Linked DNA regions of Mus musculus: region 2 is linked to region 1. Evidence: chromatin loops called from intact Hi-C (ENCODE). Cell type or tissue: left cerebral cortex. All regions are shown on one strand.

Region 1 (8,000 bases):
TTGTAGATAGCAGGACTCGTAGTTAGGTAAAAATGATGGTTCTTTTCTCCCTCTAGTAGTGTGTAACGTACCTTCTAGCACCGAGAGCACTCCTCAGAACGACTGGAGCTTCTAGTTAGGCACCAGCTCTATTTCCCTATTTTTGATGACATAGTAAGTTGTGTCTTTATCAATAGGGCCTTACCACCAGGTTACAGAGTTATCATTTGGAGAGAAATAGCCTATGTTATCTTGTTATCTTTGTGTTTGAGGAGGGGCATCTAGGGGACCTCTTTGGTCAATGACTCAACAAGCTAGAATTCATTCTTTTCAGGTTTTGCTTGTTGGTATAAGATGTGTTGTTGGGGGAATTGTTTACTCTATCATATGGTGATTCCATTCAAACGTTATACCCCCACCCCAACCACGCACCCTCTTTCAAGCTCCACAGTAGTGGACTCCCATATGGCTTTTCAAAGGCCTTTCATATTAGTTGTCCCTTCCCACATTCTCTCCTTCAGCCTGCTTTCCTATCCTCCTCTCCATTTAATATTCCTGCTCCTATAAAAGCCAGTCAGAATTGTATCACCTCTGTGGAACACTTCTTAGTTACCCATTGGTAAGTTTTGATGTTTCCTTGGGGACTTTCCTATGTTCCTTGGAAACCAAGCACCCCTGTCTGCATCCCTCTTCCTTCCTTCCTTCCTTCCTTCCTTCCTTCCTTCCTTCCTTCCTTCCTTCCTTCCTTCCTTTTTATCTTACTTCTGAATTGAATCCAGCATTTGAGAGACAGTTTTTGCATTTCGTCCTTCCTTTCTTGGCACCATGGCTGTTTTTGCTCGAATCTTCTGCTGTCCCGTTGGTTAGTTCATGCTGCCTCTCCTCAGGACTTTTCCTGCAACTTCTGGCCAAATACAACCGCTCGTACCAACCTTTGCAAATTCTTCAGCATTTATGAGTAAAATGCGTATACCTTTCACAAAAATTGTATTTAAATATTTCTTCATTTTCTGTTAGAGTATATAAATTCCAGGAAGAGGCAGGAAAATTGTATAGATATGTGATGTCACTATCAGATTATAGTCTACTTAATATTTTTTTCTTTGCAACAAGAATGGTTTGGACTGATTTTTTTTTTTCTGAAGAAGAGGGAATAACCTTGAAAGATTTAGTAACTATTGACTCTTTCAAAATTTTAATATCCAGAGGAGCATGGCACTCAACTCAGTTCTACTTTTTTCTTAGATTAAATCACATTTTAGGCTTCCTTCCACTGTGTCTTTGGACAATGATGTCTTCATACTTAATAAGTCTTGCTAATTAATTCTCACTGTAGTTCAGAGAAAAAGAGACTGTGTCAGAACCATGACATTGCATGGTTTGTTGGCTTCCCCCCAGAGGCTCATTGCTTTGGTGTTATTAACTTTGGGCTCAATTTCAAGGTAACGGATGCAGTGGATGGCATATAATACAAATCAAAAAGCCGGAAAAGCAGAACAGCCACTGGACAGTTGGCAGTGCTGCAGACGGAGATTTAGGTGTTCCCTGGCAGGTGGTGTTGGAGAAAACAGTGCACAGCAGGAGCTGACGGTGTCTCACCATCCATATGGTGCAGGTATGCCAGCCTGGTCCTGAACAGTTTGGGTCAGTGGGAAAATATGGAAAGTTATTTGCCACTTCCTTAGTGAGCCTTTATGTGCCCTTAGTATGCATAGTTCAGGAAGACTTTAACTCCCTGACCCTGTCTCCTTCCCACACAAAGAAAATCGCCTTCACTTGAACAACTGTGACTTGTTTCATAGCTCATAATTCTGCCTGTTTTGGGTTATATGGCTGTTTCTTCCATTTGATGACAAACTGCTGGGATGCAGATTAGTGTCCTAAATACCCTAACCATACCTCTGGGCTTCGTGTAAAATGCCCGGAAGGTTATTGGAATGAATTGAGAATAGGCTAAAGTATCCATGAAAAGTCTTTCTAGTATCTAATTAGTTTGGTACTTCAAGGTACAATCACCCCTTCCCTAGCTTCCTCTTGTCCTTGCCCAGCTTCCTTCTCTTGCATCCCGACTGAAAGGACTGGACAACTAGGAACAACACACACACACACACACACACACACACACACACACACACACACACACACACACAGTGGCAGGACTCCGCCCATCTGTTTTTTTAGAGAGGATTCAGTAGTTCAGGTTCCCAGGTGCCTGAGCCTGTTGCTGCTGCTGCGTCACATAAATTCCTAAGTTGTGGGACCCTCTCCCAGGGTGTGTTGTTCAACCAGTTCCTCAGCAGTGATGTGACCCTTTGGGTTAGGAACACAGAGCTGATTCCTCAGGGAGTCCTTTGTGCAACAGGAGAGCACTGGGCTACTGTGCTCTCACCGGCTCTTTGAGTGATGAGCCAGGCTCTCTCCACCCGCCCACCCCCCCCGGGGGGGCATCCCCCTTTTTTGTAGCCAAGAGGTGAGGAAACCCTTGGTGCTGCTTGGTGGCAGATGAACAGGGAGCTACTGACACATCCCAGGGCCAGCGAGCGGGAACGAGCGCGGGGGCGGGAGCGGCGTGTAGTGGCAGAAGGCCGCCGGGATTATGAATGGGGGTGGGGGCCGGCGAGTTGAGGTTCCACCCGGGATCGTCCGCACCGGCTGATGGGCACGCAGGGCTGCGCGTAATCCTCCAGCCGCGGTGGAGGGAGGCTGCGGCGAGCGCCTGCTGGCAGTAAGGGATCTTCTGCAAAAGTCCCCTGCGGTCGCGCGCGTGGAGTGCCGGGGAGCTCAGCCAGGTAGGAGGGAAAGGAAAGGAGCCAAAGGCGAGCGGCCAGAGGCCCTAGCTGCGGTGGCTCACAGGTGGTGGCCTCCGTGGCTGCGGCATCCAGTCAGGGCGACCAGATCCCTGATTCTGTGCGGTGCTGGAGCGAGTGGCTCCGGGAGCAGCGGCTCAGGGATCGGTCTGTAGCGGTCCGGGGTCCGGCGGTAGGAGAGGCACCCATGCTTCTCAGCGCGGGTTGGTGGCCCCGCTTAGGTAGCCGCGGTATCCTGAGACCAGGCTTCGGGTTCTCGCCTCGACTCGGATCTCCGAGGTTCGCCCACGGGGCATCCTGGCGCGGGAGCGCAGCTTGAGGTTGAGGATGCCTCGCCTCCCTCTGCACTGCCCCGCACCGTGGCCGCACCGACTGCGGTTTCTGGAGCTGGGCGGCCGGGATGGCAGCCTAGGCGCGTCCAGGTCGCCTTTGGGAACCAGTCCTCCCATGGGCCCCTTCCCTTGGGTGCCCTCGGTCTCTGTCGCTCGGTCAGTAGACCTCTTGGCCAGTAGCTGGGAAGCAGAACGAGCCTAAGGACTTGGCTAGGCAGAAGGATTCCCTGAGAGGAGCCCCCAAGTGGGCAGTAATGAGCTGCCTGTGCCTGGGGACCAACTGCCCAGAGTTTGCCCGCTGCGGCTGCAGGATGCTCCAGCACACCTAGGTAGCTCGGTCCCCAAGCCTCTGCAGAATCAAGGCTCTGCCCAGAACTTTTGGCAAGCTCTGGTGCCTGGGTTGCCTTAAGAAGCTCCAGGACTGGGGAGCAGGAGGCCCCGCTGCCCCTCACTTTACTTTTCTTCTGCTCTGTCTCCTCTCCCTGTTCTGTTTCCTTCTTTCCCTACACGCCACCTTCCATGTGCTACACTGTACTGTACGTAAAAATCGGAGTCCAAGGTAACCACCGTGCTGACCAAGTATAAAGAAGAAGGTGGGGAGGACTAGCTCTCAATCAGGTGCTGATCTTCCGCATGACACAGCATGCCTGGGGAGGCGATTTTAAAGCAAGACTGACTTTAAAAAATTATATTAGGTTTACATCACATGCGTGTGATGTTACTAAACAGAACTGCATCCTGTGCGTTCCTATGTTAGATCTTTATGAGATGTAGCTGTTCTGTAAATCACATGCATCGTTTAGGCGTAGCACTTTCCAGCTACAAGTTCCTGGCTATACTGTGAGAAATGCATGAGAAATAAGTTAAAAATGTGTAATTAAAAGAATAAAAGACCACCCAGTTTTACTCTAGTAAATTATGATCTATCATAATTTCCTTTTCTATTGCCAATCCCCCCTTGTTATGCAATAATTTTCAAGTCCCCCCTCCCAATTTGGAGATCCCAATGGTTTTGTGTATTAGCTGAGGAGGAAGGACCTGGAATTTTTGTGAACATGCATTGCCAAGAAGGTGAAGAAGGGCAATGATTTCATTTCAGGTAAAGCAAATTTAGTTGTGATTTTGGCTCTGGGCACCTCATTTATCTTCTGACATCCCAGGAAGGAGAAATCTCTTTAGTATAAACGTCTGTTTTCAGTGTAAAATTGGCCTTTTCAGCTCTTCGAATCAATACTTGTAGGACATGTAAGGAGCTATTTACTTTAGTTTCTATTATTGTTTGGTTTTTATACAGAACAATGCTGGCTTGTAAATTTACCAAAAAGGTGAGTATTAAAGGCACTGAGTTGTTGAGATGGCATGATTGTTCCATTCAGGATGTAAGCAAATCCATCATCTTTCTACTTCCCTGATACAGTTGTGAGCTGAATCATTTTGCCACTTGTCTACTTGTATTTCCTCATTTGATTGGCTTCTCAGTTTATTTCAAGCTTGGCATATTTTGCTAAGATGGATGATTTTAAATTTCTCTAGAGGTTACCTGCTTCAGTGTGCTTGTTTACTTTCCTAGTAGTGTCGGTTTTGATTGAGGAAGAAGAAATATATCATACAGAGTTTTATGTTCTTGGGGTCGTTTGTCCAGGTAGAGACACTATTTAATAATGACAGGGCCTGTTAGCATACATTTACATTTGGGAAAGACACTTTTGTGTTGGCTCACAATACATTTAAAATGGAGAAGAATAAAGAGTTCCGGTTTGCTGTTAGTACTTTATTTAACCGGTTTTGGCTAGAAAGCAATGAAACAGGTATTGATTTAGAAAGGCTTGGATGTTGGTAATTAAAAAAAAAAATATCAGCATGAAACTTATTGCTCTTTCTAAGAAACCCAAAGCAGCATCATTTGGGGAACGCTCTGAGTGGGTTGTGGATTATCAGACACTTGGATTCCTTTGAGCACGAATTGTAAGAACCTTGCAGGAGTTTGGTAGACAGTGTGATATGTTGAATCCTTCTCTGGGCAGAACTTGCTGGCTCAGCCCCTGGGAATGTTATTAAGAGAAGACCTTCAGTAGCTGCAAACCTCAGGGAGTGATGGGGTTGTAGAGGAGCCCATTGTCCCACATCCACACATACGCTCTTCTAGAGCAGTCATATCTAGTAACCAATGGATGTGGGACTATGAAGATCACCGTATCAGCAAGGCTCTAAGGAATTCTTGTAACTCTGGAACATCTGGTATGCCTTGCATTGCAGTTTATTTACATCACCTTTCACAGAAACTTTGATCTGCATTCTTCCTTGCATGTTTATAATAAAGCAATAGTTAAGGAAATTGCATACTAATTTAATGTCAGAGAAGACACACCAAGGAAACTAATCTGTCACAATGTCCCTTGTGCATGCTCTTTTTAGATGAAATGAGATGTGGTGTCTGGCACTGAAGGACATTCTCCTTCCTTCCCTCCATGATTTGTCTTTCCTTCCTAACTTTTGTTTACAGTTTCTATGTCCTCTTTTTAAAAATTGATTTGAATATTTTATATCATATTTATATTGTTAGTGACTTTAAAAAATGATTTTTAGACACTGTCATTTTGTTTTGGCTTTTTTTGGGGAGGGGGGACTGTTTTTTTAAGTCAGGGTCTCATGTAACTTAGATTGGATTTGAACTTACTATGTAGCTGAGGGTGGCCTTGAACTCCTGATGTTCCTACTTCTCTACTCCCAAGCTCTAAGATTAAAGGCATAAACTACCATACACACTTTCATATCTTGCCTTACTAGATACAGTAGATGAACACATTTATTTTCTAGGGCCTCATAACTTGGTAATCTTGATTACCCCTCATATTTCAAAATTCTTTAGCAAAGTAGTTCTACTATATTTTTATACTACATGTCATCTTTATATAATTGGGTCTTTTGACCATTTTTACAGTCAATGTTTCCTTAAGTTGAGTCATATCATCTGTGCTTATTGTACTATTTCTCTTCTTCCTTTGGTCTTATGTTCCTTAAGATGACAAAAATCTCTTTTGCTCGTTTGAAATTATCTCCTATCTTGGTGCTTAAATCATAGACTATCTGGGAGGAGAATCCAATTGACAATTGTTTTCCTCGTTATTCCGAGGACACAGTTTTCCAGCCACTGTTACTGCTAAGTTGGCTCCTGGGCTGTGTTTGAGTTGTTCTTTGTCCCTGATGCTTTCCTGTTTCACTATGCATGCTCACCTGTGCTTTGGTTTACTTTGTTTCTTCTTGGGCTTTTGAGTGCCTGTGCTTTGGTTTACACTGTTTCTTCTTGGGCTTTTGAGTGCCTGTGCTTTGGTTTACACTGTTTCTTCTTGGGCTTTTGAGTGCCTGTGCTTTGGTTTACACTGTTTCTTCTTGGGCTTTTGAGTGCCTGTGCTTTGGTTTACACTGTTTCTTCTTGGGCTTTTGAGTGCCTGTGCTTTGGTTTACACTGTTTCTTCTTGGGCTTTTGAGTGCCTGTGGTTTGGTTTATACTGTTTCTTCTTGGGCTTTTGAGTGCCTGTGCTTTGGTTTACACTGTTTCTTCTTGGGCTTTTGAGTGCCTGTGGTTTGGTTTATACTGTTTCTTCTTGGGCTTTTGAGTGCCTGTGGTTTGGTTTACACTGTTTCTTCTTGGGCTTTTGAGTGCCTGTGGTTTGGTTTATACTGTTTCTTCTTGGGCTTTTGAGTGCCTGTGGTTTGGTTTACACTGTTTCTTCTTGGGCTTTTGAGTGCCTATTTAATCAGAAGATTCCCACACTTCTTAATAAGAATGCATAGCATGCCTGAGCTTCTTTTACCCCGCGTCTGCTCTATTACTGCCTGTGAAGTTTCTACTAGGTTCATCTTGGACCTTGTCTTTTCATCATCTGTCATATCTATCACCTCTGTATTACCTTCTAAACAGAGATATTTGAAAGCTCTTTGGGCGGCTGTTCAGAGGCAATCCGTAGGTATTCCTGTCCTTATTGATGTCTTATCTATTGATTAAGTTGCTCCTTGAGCTGATTTCTTTCCTCATGGTTTGAAACGCTGTTTGATCTGTTCAGATCTGCTTGCTTCTTCCTAGATTTTTCTATCCTTTTATTACGGTTTCTCATTTTACTTTATTTCTTAAAATTCAACTGGAATTATTTTATAAGCCCCATTCAGATGGTCTTCTTACTTGAAATTCTTCTGGGATTGCTTATCCAGCAGTGGTATCTACTGGAACTTTGCTGCATAGTTTCCGTAAAGCACAACCTTTCTCTGTGGGAGACATAAATATGGTGTTACTTTTTTTCCCATTCAGTTTGTAACTGCACACTAGACTTGTTTCCTCCTTTATTGCTATTACCTTAGAAGGCTTTAGGTCCTCTTTAGATCTTGCATTACAGCAGGTAGTTATTCTTTTTGTATTTAACACGCAGGCCTCGGCCCATTTTGTGGGGCAACAGTTTTAGTGACAGTCTAATCCCTAATGGCTTCCAATCTGTCTGCTTTGTCTGGTGGCGCATCTGGACTTTTAGCTGAATTCTACTGCAGCCACATGATGGGTGGAGGGATCCTCCCCAGCAAAGGTGAGGGAAGATGTTGGTGTTAGGCTGTAGGAATAAAGAACATCCCCTGCTCTGGAGCTTGTTGTGAGAGGATTTCTATGTCTGTGCTTTAAGGCTACCTGTTGTTTTTAGCTGGACTCTAGTTAGACATAAGAACGACAAATGTCCCTTGCCTTCTATGGCTAGGTTAGGGTCAGGACTCTTTATACCCCTGTATCTTACTGCTGTATCATTCCTGTGGCCAGAGGCCATCAGCTAGTCTACCAGCCTCTTCCGAATGTTCGGAGTCTCTGTTGAATGGCTATGTCATCATTTCCAGGATTTACAGT
Region 2 (8,000 bases), 57 kb after region 1:
TGCTGCTGCCATCATGGGGTTGTAACTGTGATCTCTCAGAAATACAGAGTTACCTGTTCAAGAAGAAGAGAGCAGCATCCTCCAGGAAAGCCAGCATACATTCGGGTCTCGCTATGACATTCATCTACACATTATGATGCTGCTAGCCTTACTTAGTAATCCACAACGGATTTTGTGCATGTCTTTATCTTTGCCTAATATGGCTTCTCTTCTGTTACTCAATACTCCTTCTGTAACAATGTCCATTTCTTCTCCATGAAATCTGGGGAGAAGATAACTTTTCTTTCATATAAGGATGCTTACCTTTGGCAAATGTTATCTCCTAAGTTTGCATGGAACTGTGGAGAGTTTTATAGAGCATATTTAATCTTCTTTTGTCTGTGTGTGTCTCTCTCTCTGTGTGGTGTATATACATGTATGTATTCATGTTTGTATATTTTCAGATGCAAGTGTACGTGTGTGTGTGTTTGCATGGGTATGGAAGCTCTAGGTTGATGTTGGTATGTTGAGAGTCTCCTTCAATTGTTTCACATCTTCTACATTGATGCAGCCTCTGTCAGTAAAGCCAGAGCTTGATCACTCAGCTAGTCTAGCTACCCACCTTGTTCTCAGCACCACCCTCTCTGCCTTCTGAGTGCTGAAATGACTGATGGGCCACCTCACCCAACCAGCAGTTAAGTAGGTTCCAGGGATATGAAATCAAATCTTCAGGTTTTCCCATTACCCACTGACCCATCTCTATAGCCCAAGTTTTAATGATGATTTGAAGCTAAGTGATGGAAATACCACAATTGATCTTTCCAGTATCTGATGTGTTTAAAGTTTCATAATAAAACTTTTAAACATACTAAGAGCACAGAAGGATATTTAGATAAGACTGTAAGGACCACAAGGTGGGTTATTGATTGTAAGAGGCAGTGCTTTCACAGTATGAAGCAAAGAAAATTGCCAGATAAGACTGTGAAAACCTAGGCATGTAGGAAAAGTCACCCCAACTCTGTGCACATATTTAGGATTTTTGCCAATCCACAACAGCAGGCACGTGCAAAGTCATTTCTTTTCCACCTTGGAATACATTTTGACTCTTGTGGTTATAAAGGTCTGTCTAACAGATAGGAGCCCCCACCACCACCACAAGACCCTAGCTAATTATAAACCAGAGCATCTCCACCTCTTCTGAGAATGCCTGACTTTTGGCCTTGGAATAGCTGGAGCATCCAAACTTCTTGGTGAAGGCAGACGGATTTCAGCCGTTTTCAGCTTTGACTTTTTGTCCTAAGACTAGTAGCATATCTACGTTGCTAGCTTTTCCCTATGTCTCACATTGTAAGATGCTTTGGATGTAGTCGACTATATGATAACTCTCATCTGTGATTTACTTATGTTAAAGAACTATTACTATTAATATTTGGTGACAATGCCTTTACCCGCTTTAACTGTTTATGAATGGCCACTTTGTTTGCTTAAGCAAAGTCATATTAGAGAAAGGCAGATACCTATCTGGCAAGCAACATGCACCTATTAGTTTCCGAGACATAATGTGAATAGGTGTGTTTGCATTCTTTGTCTTGTTATCTGTTTTCTGTAAAAATCCTTTTGTTTCTTCACTGACTCTGATATTGAAAACTCCACTGTGTCTTATATTAGTTGCTTGAGAGTCACTTAATGAACACTCAAAGAATAAATACCAAATGTCAGAATCAAGCTGTGTCCTAGGGCTAAGAAGGAAAATATGTAAGACATGGTTCTTACTCCTATCTTTACTACAACAATAACAGCAACAATAATAATTTATTAATAAAATTAATAATATCTTTTGTTTGTTTGTTTTTTTAAGTTCTTGTTTCTTCTCATTGCCAAATTTGCCTTTAGTAACCTGTGCTTGGTAGAGCTTTGTAATTCTTATATTTCCAGATGGTTTCTTGGGCTTTCTTTGGCTCAAGTTCATTCCTTCTTTCTAAAAATCTTGTGTTGCCTCCTATCAAATATAGATATCCCCAACTCCCATTCCTAACAGTGCCTGAGAATCCTACTATGTTCTGGTAAGAGTCTGTAAAACAGTATGGACAGACAAAGATTACACAAAGAATGGAGATTTTCATGATAGTGTTTCACATACCCTGTGAGGATTAGTTTGAGCTTCAGAGCATGACAAACAGGTGGGTTAGCGTTTAATTTTAATTCTTCTGTCTCTCCCATGTAGTAGAGCATTCAGTTTCTCTCACTGAATGAAGACTTATTAAGTTCCTACTGTGTGACAGAGGCTCTAGAAGGCATTGAGTCTCACGTGTCAAGCCAGCGAGGACACAGTGTGGGAGGAGACTCGACCATCCGGCTCTGGGTGAGATGTAGCATGGCCAGACATTTGTAACTCAGGTCCAGATAGAAAAGCTCGCTTGGTTCTTAGCAGGGGCTGTGTGCTCAGAAATTTAGGAGCAGGGATGGCAGGCGTGGCTACACTGTTTGGAGGCTTAGAAAAATAGTGTGGCAAAGCCACTTTCCAGCTGAGGAAAGTCTGTGGGGGAAAGTTTGTACCTCAAATGTGTTGTTTTGGATGAAATTATGTATGTATCTTTGATTATATATTTATAAAAAGGAAGATAACTCTTAATTTTATTGCCTGTTCCTCAATAAACACATTTAAATTTCAGGGATTTTGAACTAATATTTGTTGCAGATTTTTTTAAGAATGAGAAACAGGTACGTTCATGTACATGTAAGTGCTGTGCTCATGCACATACCTGTTTCTGTGGGTTCTGTATGCAATTTAAAAGTCTAGACGTACAAGAGAATACAACAAACAACTAATTCATGAGCCACTGATAGTCATCTGTTCTTATGGGTTTCAGTATCTTTTATTACTTTTCACTGATGAAAATTGTACCCACCATTTTTCTGAGAGGCTAAGTATGGTTTCTGCATGTTTATTAATAGGTAACTTAAAAAAATCCCATTTTTATGGTTTCAGGGATGGTATTTATGCTTTATAATATTGATTTATTTCAAATATTAGTCACCAGAATACTGGAGTAGATGCACCTATTACCTGCCTTTATCAAACATTCAAAAATGTAGGTTTTATATCATACGCCTGGCATGTTAATCTGCAGCTAGCAATCCTCCTTCCCCCATCAGCTCCTGAAAGGCTCTCCTCACAGCAGTCTCAGCCATTGGTGGTTTCAGCATGAGCTCACCTGCTTTCACCACAGGTGGTAGAAAGAAGAACATGGTCGTGGGAAGGAAGGGTATGAGAAATAATTAGACAGCTTACATATGTCCCATTGCTGATTTTAGACTAGATATTTTCACGTTCAGTGCAAACTCCCCAGGCTTTGCAGTATATTGCTAAGTTTAAAACAACCAAGGAATTTTTTATGAGAAAGGGAGAGAATTATTTTCTAAGAAGGACTCAGTATGCATGTATATTCTTCTGGAAGCTGAATAAACTCCAGAGTAAGGCCAAGAGATGTATGAGACATTTGCCTCTCCATGCCATTTCTCCATATCTAATATATTCATCCTCTTAGATGATATTTTATCCTCAAATCATGTCCTGAATAGTCCGAGTAGCACCTTGTATTGCTTAGTGAGCACACAGTAGGTCACCCAAGAAGCCTATTAATACCCTCCACTTCCTTACTAGTATTTCTCAAATTTAAAAGTCTAGACGTACAAGAGAATACAACAAACAACTAATTCATGAGCCACTGATAGTCATCTGTTCTTATGGGTTTCAGTATCTTTTATTACTTTTCACTGATGAAAATTGTACCCACCATTTTTCTGAGAGGCTAAGTATGGTTTCTGCATGCTTATTAATAGGTAACTTAAAAAATCCCATTTTTATGGTTTCAGGGATGGTATTTATGCTTTATAATATTGATTTATTTCAAATATTAGTCACCAGAATACTGGAATAGATGCACCCATTACCTGCCTTTATCAAACATTTCTCAAAAAGAAAAACAACAAAGCAAAACACTTCAATGTAAGCATTAGAAATGGCTAAAATTAATTTACATATTGGAATTATTCAGAGATTATAATTCATGTTTGATTCTTAACAGTGAAACAAAAACCAAACAAATCAATACACTTTTCTTTGGCTGTTTAGAAGACAGTCCTAGCAAAGCAGTGGTTCTCAACCTTCCTAATGCTGCTACCCTTTAATACAGTTCCTCATGCTGTGGTGACCTCCATCCATAAAATTATTTTTGATGCTACTTCATAACTATAATTTTGTTATTGTTATAAATCATAGTGCGAAATATCTGTGCTTTCCTTTGGTCTTAGGGAACCCCTGTGAAAGAGTCATTTAACTCCAATGGGGTTCATGACCCACCGGTTAAGACCTCTGTACTAAAGACTGACAGTAAAATCAACAAATATTTCAAATATTTGCAATATATGAATTCATATTTCATATGACCAATACTTAAATTTATAGTAATAGAAGGGGAATATAGCTTAACATATATATTAAATTAGATAGACATATTTATTATTAGCAATAAGACAAGTTCTTACTCTATGCTTATTTAATTAGGAATGAATCAACATGGTATGACTTAGGAATGCCTGGCTATTAGGAATTGTAATGGCTTAAAAGTCAGATACATAAGTAGAAACAGGTGTAAGAAAGCTATTGGGCACCAAATGAGAGATGCTGCATCAGAGGAGGGAGCATCCTGTAAGGCTGATGTTCAAGGGCAGCAAGGAGCACTGGGTGTGAGCAACACTGAGATCTTAGGGAGAGTATTTCAACCAAAGAATAGGGAATGGTGATGGGGTCTATCCAGAAGAACTGAGGTTCAAGGTGTAGATTTGCTTTCAACAAGATGGAAGCTTGGCTATTAGGGTGCTTTCTAAGCCAGAACCTTAAATATTTTAGCTACTGAGTTCAGGATTTGTCCTGGACCTGAAGTTCTGTACCACCGCTTGTAGGAATTAAGATACAGACCTTCCTATTTAGGATCTGGTGAGACAAGGCCCATCTTGTACTCATACTGAGTGGCCTGTTCATTTAACTGTCAGTGTGCAGCATGGTAGACAGGGATATAAGTTCTAGTTAGCATTTGATGCACGCCTTACTGGCTTTGCTTGGGATCTGTGTGAGGTTCTTTAATCTCAAAGCTTCTGTTTTCTCCATTATGAAATAAATAATAGTAATAATAATAATAAATAGGTAGCTTATGCCTCTGTAATCCTAGTAGTTTGCTGTAGAGGCAGGAACATTAGGAGTTTATAATCAGCTCAGCTACACAGTGAGTTCTAAGCCAGCTGGAACTACATGAGACTCTATATCAAAAAAACAAAAAACAAAACAAAAACAAAACAAAACAACAACAACAACAACACAAAACAGAACCAAAAAGAAAGAAAGGAAAGTCATTCCACAAATTATTGTTAAGATAGACACATGATGCTTAGCACAATTCCTGGTACCAAGTCCATTAGAATGTCTATCCTACTTTTATTTCTGAGTAGTTACGAGGTAGGAAAGGAAGACTTTAAATTTGCCTAAATGATTGTCTGAGCCTAGGTGGCACAGGCGTCCCCTCCTCTGCTTTTTGCTTCTTCATTGTATGTGTCAGCCTGGCAGAACTGGTGACAATCTTATGATGCGTACCAATAGAAACCTTGTCATAATGCTTGCCAGGAAATGCAACATCTGAAGTCCTTCCTCTAGACGGCTGTTTAATATACTAATCAATTTGCCTAAGCTTTGAATGTGACTTTTCACTCCTGAACACAATAGGCTTTTTTTTTCCTTATGCAGTCTTTTGTGAAGTCTATGAGTCTTTTGTGAAAATGTGAGCATTGTACTAAAAGCAAGATGAGAACAAGCTTTTTAAATAAAAAGAGTCGTTAAAGTGAAAAATGGTTCTCCTAATGCTACTGTTTTGGATTCATGTACAATTTTGTAGGTTTTTTTTTTAAAATCATGTATATACAGGCTGCTATCTAATTCTTTCTTTGTGCTTGTTAAACTCAGTTTTCTTCCAGTTTTATGCCTATCAAATGTAGCTATATTTCAAAATATGTGATTTAAAAAAATCCTTCATACATGACTACTTACCAAATTATTGAGGATTTTGAAATCATCCTCAGAAAAGGAAATGGCCACATTTCTAAGTAATAAAATTACTTGTGGGATAACTGAATAATTAATAAGAACATATGAGTTCCAGTGAGGAGACAGATTCTGTCTCCAAATAATGTATAATGCTTAACATGAAGAGCCTTAATGCTCCGTAGGGTCAGTGCGCCCCTGACCTGAGCAACTGGAAAGTGGGAAGGAAACAAGGAGAAGGTTTAATGCCCCAGACATTTAGCATACTTAGCACTCAGATCAAAGCTCTATTAACAGTCAGTTGTTGGCAGCGGCATGACCCCCAGCTCTCAACCACTGCACAACATAGGTGGATATGTTGGTTTGATGTCTAGTAAAGAAGAGCAGCTATGGAGAGCCACCATGCTTTAAAGAGGAACAAATGACGATGTTGATTAATGGGGAATTTCCTTCACTTTAATTAGCTACTGTGCTCAACACAGTGCATTCAATATAGTTGAGGCATATAGAAAGGTTTAAGGGAGACATTGTGTGCATGTTTGGGGTAAAAGGGATTCTTTCATGTGCATCACCTCATGCAATTTGCACTACATCCTTGTGAGGAAGAAGTGTAGATGCTGTCATCTTTCTCACTATTACAGGTAAGGCAATGGAACTCTTTTGAGGTTCAATGCTTTGAGTAAGACCCAGGGAACTAGCATTGGGCCCACCTCTTCATGCATATGCAAAGATACTTAATGAGACAACTGCGGTGCACAGAGCGTGCTGGCAAGGCAAACAAGAGCCCTTGCTTCTTTAGGGCTCTTCTACCAAGAGGAACATGGAAATGAGATCCCAAAAAGGAAACTGGGCTCTGGATTGCAGATCTGCAAAGTGTGTGGGCACCTAAGAAGGGGAGTCATTTCCACCCTTGCGCTGTTGGAGAACACAGAGGTTCCTGTCAGGATGTCCCTGTCTCTCACTGCTGCCTCCCACTTTGTTGCTGTTCCTGGGTTCCTCTGGGAACCCAGCTCATGCTCCCTTCCCTTCCTTCCAAGTCTGACAAGTACCTCTGCCTACATTCCCCAACAGTGCAGGGGTGGGTGAACATGATCATGTCCTACGGTGCCAGGCACAGAGCTGGGATTTCAGGAATCGAGCATCACTGTGGAATCTTAAAAACTCCGACTTTTTAAACTGGCAGTTGTTGGGTTCACATTAGAGTATGTAAAGTTAGGGTCATGATATCTACTCTTAAATAGCCAATTTAAAGCCTTCATCTTCTAAAATCAACTATATTGTACAATGTAGCTATTTTGGCAATAGCCACAGACTTTCCTTAATTATTCCTTTGAAATGTGAAAAATATGTAAAATACTTAAATGCCAACTTAAGGTGAAAGAAAATGAGATTTTGTATCTTGTGATTCATGTAAAAGAGTTGTCTATGAGCCACAGCGGAGAACAAAGCAGAACAGACAGGGCTGTTGTTAAGACATTCCTAAGAACAGCTTGATTGTACAAGCAGGGCTATCTTGTCTGGGTCAACACCACCTGGCCGGAACCTCCCCTCTGTCTACTGCCCCTTGACGCCAGGTAAAGTCATACATCAACTGGTTGCTATGTGAACAAGATAAGCCCCCAGCCCACAGGAACAAAGTCCTGATGCCCTTTTGCTAATATGTAGTCTTTCTGTTAATGTTTAAATAAGTCAATAGTGTGTCACTATGCTGAATTCCACACCCCTAAGCCCTTTACCCCGTAAAAAGCCCTAGCTTTCGAGCCTCGGGGCCGAAATCCATTATCTCCTGTGTGGGGTGCATGTCGGTCCGGAGCTCCGTCATTAAACGTCCTCATGTAATTACATCAAGAGATGGTCCTTCATGATTTTTTGGGTGCACGCTGAATCGGGAATTGGGTGGGGGTTTCCCCACTAGGTCTAACAGAGG

Evidence for each region. A loop is a pair of places that touch in the nucleus more often than their neighbours do. Peaks named below come from ENCODE experiments on the same cell type or tissue, not always from the same donor. Only the 100,000 strongest peaks of a DNase experiment are listed, where the experiment ranks them.
Region 2: it touches region 1 in a loop (2.7-fold over the local background); 5 of 42 quality-filtered maps call a loop at or near these places.

What each region holds. Positions count from the first base shown.
Region 1 is chr4:102,085,021-102,093,020 of GRCm38, forward strand. It overlaps a transcript of Pde4b not described here. Among named protein-coding and RNA genes, the nearest start is that of Gm12789, 100 kb to the left of the region's middle. In left cerebral cortex, a CTCF peak has its summit at 3,347; DNase peaks (open chromatin) are centred at 2,196, 2,652, 2,968, 3,403 and 1 more place; H3K4me3 peaks cover 2,512 bases; H3K27ac peaks cover 1,735 bases.
Region 2 is chr4:102,141,965-102,149,964 of GRCm38, forward strand. It overlaps a transcript of Pde4b not described here. Among named protein-coding and RNA genes, the nearest start is that of Pde4b, 110 kb to the right of the region's middle. In left cerebral cortex, no CTCF peak of the experiment used is centred here; DNase peaks (open chromatin) are centred at 3,225 and 7,006; H3K27ac peaks cover 823 bases.